Regions from separate parts of the Homo sapiens genome. Here region 2 is linked to region 1. A link is an interaction called in ENCODE POLR2A ChIA-PET data of the cell type or tissue named here. Cell type or tissue: IMR-90. All regions are shown on one strand. Links, peaks and the distances in the headings refer to the core of each region. The heading gives the core; the rest is flanking DNA.

Evidence for each region. ChIA-PET counts read pairs that join two places held together with the same protein. Peaks named below come from ENCODE experiments on the same cell type or tissue, not always from the same donor. Only the 100,000 strongest peaks of a DNase experiment are listed, where the experiment ranks them.
Region 2: POLR2A ChIA-PET joins it to region 1 with 11 read pairs; 2 of 35 experiments call an interaction of 5 or more read pairs at or near these places.

The regions. Positions count from the first base shown.
Region 1 is chr9:4,715,424-4,718,229 of GRCh38, forward strand. The region is part of intron 4 of AK3 (adenylate kinase 3); the gene reads right to left. It overlaps LOC124902112 (a long non-coding RNA gene), which reads right to left. Exons shown (of 2, transcript XR_007061401.1): 2 at 1,651-1,859. Among named protein-coding and RNA genes, the nearest start is that of AK3, 24 kb to the right of the region's middle. In IMR-90, for the core only: no CTCF peak of the experiment used is centred there; no DNase peak of the experiment used is centred there.
Region 2 is chr9:4,629,357-4,632,162 of GRCh38, forward strand. All of the region lies in intron 4 of SPATA6L (spermatogenesis associated 6 like), which reads right to left. Among named protein-coding and RNA genes, the nearest start is that of PLPP6, 32 kb to the right of the region's middle. RefSeq lists an enhancer at 1,442-1,994. In IMR-90, for the core only: no CTCF peak of the experiment used is centred there; no DNase peak of the experiment used is centred there.

The DNA.
Region 1 (2,806 bases), core at 118-2,617:
ACTCTGACACCCGCGCTCTAGACTGCAGTGGAGCAATCATAGATCACTGCAGTCTTGACCCACTGGGTCCAAGCAATCTTCTTACCTCAGACTCCCCAGTAGCTGGGACTATAGGCATGTGCCACCATGCCTGGCTAATATTTTTTTTTATGTTTTGTAGAGACAGAGTTTCACCATGTTGCCCAGGCTGATCTTGAATTCCTGCCTTTTCGATCCTCCTGCCTTAGCCTCCCAAAGTGCTGGGATTACAGGCATGAGCCACTGTCCCAGGCCCCTTCCCATATTTTGATATTTTGACAGAACGAATCCCAACAACCCCTGGTACTTCACTGCTTTGGGGGATTATCATTCATAGCCTTGCAGTGGTGGTGTTATCTGCCCAGCAACAATGCATTCTCCCTTCCTCTGGTTACCTTTGGGAAATAACCTCTCCACCAAACTCAGTCGACGAGGTTCAGGAGAGACTGTCCCCACTCCCCATCTTCAAGGATGGACATGATCAGAGCTAATCGGTGCCGACCCCAAGACTTTTGCTGGCAAAAGAGGCTCTTTGCTGCTGGGGTTTCTGGCTGGTAGGAGGTAAACTGGAAAGCTGAGGGGCTGCTACACAGGGAGGGCACACCTGAGACTGAAGCCAGCACAGGACAATGGAGCGGAGTGACTGACGCCTGATGATAGGTGTTTTTGAACACCTGGACCCATCCATCTATCTTTGACTTTTCAGTTACATTACCAATAAATTCCCCTTTTGCTTAACCTGGTGTGAATTAGGTTCTTAGTTAATATAAGCACATATCATATTGTATGATAAATACTGTTTACCCAGCTCCCCACCTCACCCACAAACATAGCTTCTTGGAGCCTGACAGGGACTGGATCTAATTGTCCATGTGGACCAAGGGCCTAGCACAGTGTCAAGAGAGTGAACAATAATTGCTGACAATGAATGATTTAATAGACACCAGGGCTGTTGTAGGACTTTCCAGGATCTCTCACTTAATTCTTTTAACAACCCTATAAAGCAGATGCTATTTAATATTGCCTGATTTTACAAATAAGGGATTTGTGGCATGGAGGTTAAATAGCTTGCCTAGGGCAAAAGAGACGGTAATTTTCAGAACCAGCCTCATTAAACAAATGACAAAATTATAGTAACAGCTACTACAAAAAATGGTTTGCCAACCTTGTAATTTTATGCTCCAGAAAAAATTAAGATGGTTTGAAAGGCCAGGCATGGTGGCTCGTACCTGTAATCCCAATGTTTTGGGAGGCCGAGGCAGGAGGGTTGCCTGAAGCCAGGAGTTTGAGTAGCCCGTGCAACATGGCAAGAGCCCCAGCTCTAAAAAAAATTTTTTTAATTGGCCAGGTCTGGTGGCACGGGCCTATAGTCCTGGCTACTTGGGAGGCTGAGACAGGAGAATTGCTTGAGCCCAGGAATTCAAGGCTGTAGTGAACTATGAAAGAACCACTGCACTCCAACCTGGGTGACAGAGTGAGACCCTGTCTCTAAAATAAATAAATAAATAACAGTTTGGAAACTATTGCTTCAGATTTCTACTGCATACATACGCTATTACAACAACAATAACAATAGCTAACATTTCTATAGTGCTTTCTATGCGTCAGGCCCAGTTCTAAGAGTTACCCATATTAATCTTTCAAACCTTTATTCTCTTCCCCAATTTACAGAGGAAAAAACAGGCAGAGGTTAAGCAGAAGGTGAAGGTGAAGATGGTGAGCTGGGACTTGAACTTAGGTATTCTGGCTCCAGAGTCTGTGTTCTGCCCAAGATACTGTTCTGCCCTGATCAGGATCAGTATTCAATAAGTACATAAATGAAAGGGGAGGCAGTCAATCCTCTGTAAGAAGCAGGAAGGCTCAGTAAGAAAACTGGAGTATTTCTTAGCCTAAGTCAAATACTCATTCAGTACGGTTCCTATACGTGTTGCAGACAAAACAAGAGCAGACAAAACAATGTTAAAATGTAAGCTTTTAAAGACTGCTAGCCAATTACATAGTCTGAGGGATTAGCTGCCATCTGAGATTCTTCCACACCATAGCATCCTGTATTGGCAAATGTGGTGGGCAATATTAAGTTTGCCTCCCCAGCATTCATTCCAGCCCTGCCTCCCCTACCGACAATCCCCAGCTTACAATTATTCAATGCAGGATTTTTCAGCTTTATGATGGTGCGAAAGCAACATGCATTCAATAGAAATTGTACCTCGAGCACCTGTACAACCATCCTGCTTTTCAATTTCAGTACAATATTCAGTAAATTATGTGAGATATTCAACACTTTATTACAAAACAGGCTTTGTGTTAGATGATTTCGCCCAACTGTAGGCTAATCTAAGTGTTCTGAGCATGTTTAAGGCAGGCTAAGTTATGGTGCTTGGTATTTTCAAATTACAATGGATTTATTAGGATGTAATTTCATTGTAAATTGCGGAACATCTGCACATAGCAGAGTATGGATGAGACTGTCGCACTGCCAACTCTAGAAGTGGACTAGTCAGTGTAATCAGTGGAATCCTTCCCACCCCAATGACTGGTTCTGCAGTAGGCAGTAACCCAAGCCTGTAACAGTTAGTGCCAGGCATTCCCTGACTGTAGTTCAAGTTGGCTCCATCCGAGTGGTGCTCTGGGCTTCTATTCACTGGAGGAAAGGTTACCCCTCAGCCCTTCATAGAAGAGGAAGCCCTGGCTGTTCCTACAAATGTCTGCTACCATGCAGGAAGCCTAAGGACAAAGCCAATACACACACAGGAAGGCAAAACCAAGAGAACGGCTACACTGATCAAAC
Region 2 (2,806 bases), core at 117-2,616, 86 kb before region 1:
GGCCTAAGTAATTCATATATATTAACTCATCTAATCCTAACACAACCCCATGAAGCAGGTTTTATAATAGTATCTCCTCAACTAAGACACAGTTTAAGTAACATGTCCATCTAGTAATGAGGGCTATTAATTGAACCCAGGCATTCCGGCTCCAGTGTCCATGATGTTAGCTACTCTATTTAAAACACTGTACCATGGAATTGAATGAGATTACCTAGAGAGAGGTATGAATACAGAGCCTTCCTCTCTACCTACCTGCTTTGAAAAACTTGCTTTATATTTTATATCAGATATTTATATTCATTAGATCTAATTCCAAATTCATTTTGTTTCATTGATTTTTCTATTTCTATTTTTTGTTCTTAGTACCATACTGTCTAAAATATTGTGTTTTATATATGTGTGTGTGTGTGTATATATATATATATATATATATATATATGCCCTATCCTGTTTAATTCTTATAATCCTATAGGGTAGGTACAATTATTACAATCATCCTGTTTTACAGATGATAAAACTGAAAAATGGGCAAAAACTAGAAACAATCCAAACATCCTTAATGGGTGAACAGATGAACTGTGGTGTATTTACATAATGGAAACTACTCGGTAATAACAAGGAACAAATGAATGACACACACAACTACATGGATGGATCTCAACAGCATTCTTCTAAGTAAGAAAAGCCAGTCTCAAAAGGTTACAGACTGTATGATTCCATTTATGTGACATTCTCAAAAAAACAAAACTATGGTGATAGAGAAAAGACTAGTGCTCAGGGTGAGGGTGAGGAAGTGCCTATAAAGGGGTAACATGAGGGGGATTTTAGGAGGGATGGGATTGTTCTACATCCTGCTCGTAGCAGTGGTTTTACAAATCTATACATGTGTTAAAATTCATAGACCTGTAGACCAAAAAAGCATCAATTTTATTGTATAATAATTTTTAAAATACAACTGCTTTCCCCAAAAAACAGGCCTAAAGAGACATTAAGGCAATTTCCCCAAATTTACAAGGTTTATAAATGGCACCACAGGGACAGGACCTGGATCTGACTAAATTACACTGTCTCCACCTGACCCCATCGACTCACCAGTGGCCCCTCTGCATCACCTCTCTGCTCTACTCTCCCCCAGAGAACACCACCTGGCCAAGTTACTTCTTGCCCTGAGGGCATCTTCCTTCTTTTCTTTTCCATCCAAATTTTACCCATCTCTCAATGTCTGATCTCACTCTAACTCCTCCAGGTAAGCCCATAGTAGTCTCTCCCTCCAGTCTCTAATATTTCATTTTCATTTATACCACTTATACTCAAGATGCTTCCAAAACAAGGTTTGCCCCAGCTGAAGCCCTCAAGAGAAAAGAAGCCAACACCTACTGCATGCTTATTACATGTGCCAGTGCTATTAAGGGTTTCTATACATATACCAGGTATTGTGCTAAACACTATATATTACCTCATCTAACACTCACAATAATCCTGTAAGGGATGTACCATTACAGTCTCATTTTACAGATGAGTAAACTAAGGCACAAAGAGATTAACCTAACCAAAGTCTCATAGCCATTCATGACAAAACTGGGAATGAACCCAGACAATCTGATTCCACACTTAACCACTGTACATGCAGCTGCCTAATAGATTTTCAAATTCCTGATCGACTTTGCCCAGAGTGAAGGAAGGAAGTCCCCTGCTGGTAAGGAATCCACACTCTGTAACACACTTTTGTTCACCTTATATGACCTCCACTCCTTGCAATGACTTACAGACAATAAAGAAGAATGTATTTTCTTTTTCATACCGTGCTGTTTTTAGCATAACATTATACTTTAGAGTTGAAATTCAGAGACTATATCTCATCCAGTCTCCTTACCAATGGAACGATGGTGATAATGGTTGGTCAATAAAAGGATTTAACATAATAAATAACACAATACATAAATAAAAATAATTTTTAAATGCTTTTTATGCTCACTTTACAAAGTCAGTCTTAACCTAACATGATAATAGATAATTGTGCAATCTTCTCATTGCCTCATAGGAAAACAGTATTATTATCTTTTATTATCTATTATCTAATAGATGAGACAGTAATATTATATATTATCTGATAGATGAGACAGTAATATTATCTATTATCTAATGGATGAGACTAGATAATATTGCAAAAATAAAAAAATTCTTGACCTCACCAGGAAATAAAAAATACCATTAAGTAGCAAGTGAAATAAAACAGCAAAATACACAAATACAAAGAAAAGCCACATGCTAGTGGAGGAAATAAATCTAATTATTAATCAATTGATAAATTAGGAGAAAATAAAGTGAATGATTTGTCTCACATATATGTAATTCATTCTTACTTCCTACAATATTAATGAAAAGAAATCAGATAGTGGGCTGAAATAAATATGAGAAAATTAGCATCATTCAGTGAGTAAGAGTGCAGGCTCTGAAGCCAGTCAGGCCAGCACGAGGGTCCCTCTTCCACCACTCACCAGTTCTGTGACCCTGAGGGCATTTCTGAAACTCTTTACACCACCTTCCCTCTCCATTAAAGTGGGGAAAGAATAGCTGTCACCTCACAAGGTGAAGGAGGACTGAACAGGATAATCCATGTAATGAGCTCAACACAGTGCCTGGTATACAGTGAGCACACAGTGAACATCAGCTACTTTTTTTTTTTTTTTTTTTTTTTGAGATGCAGTCTCACTCTGTCGCCCAGGCTGGAGTGCAGTGGCATGATCTTGGCTCACTCTGACCTCTGCCTCCTGCCTCAGCATCTCAGTAGCCGGGATTACAG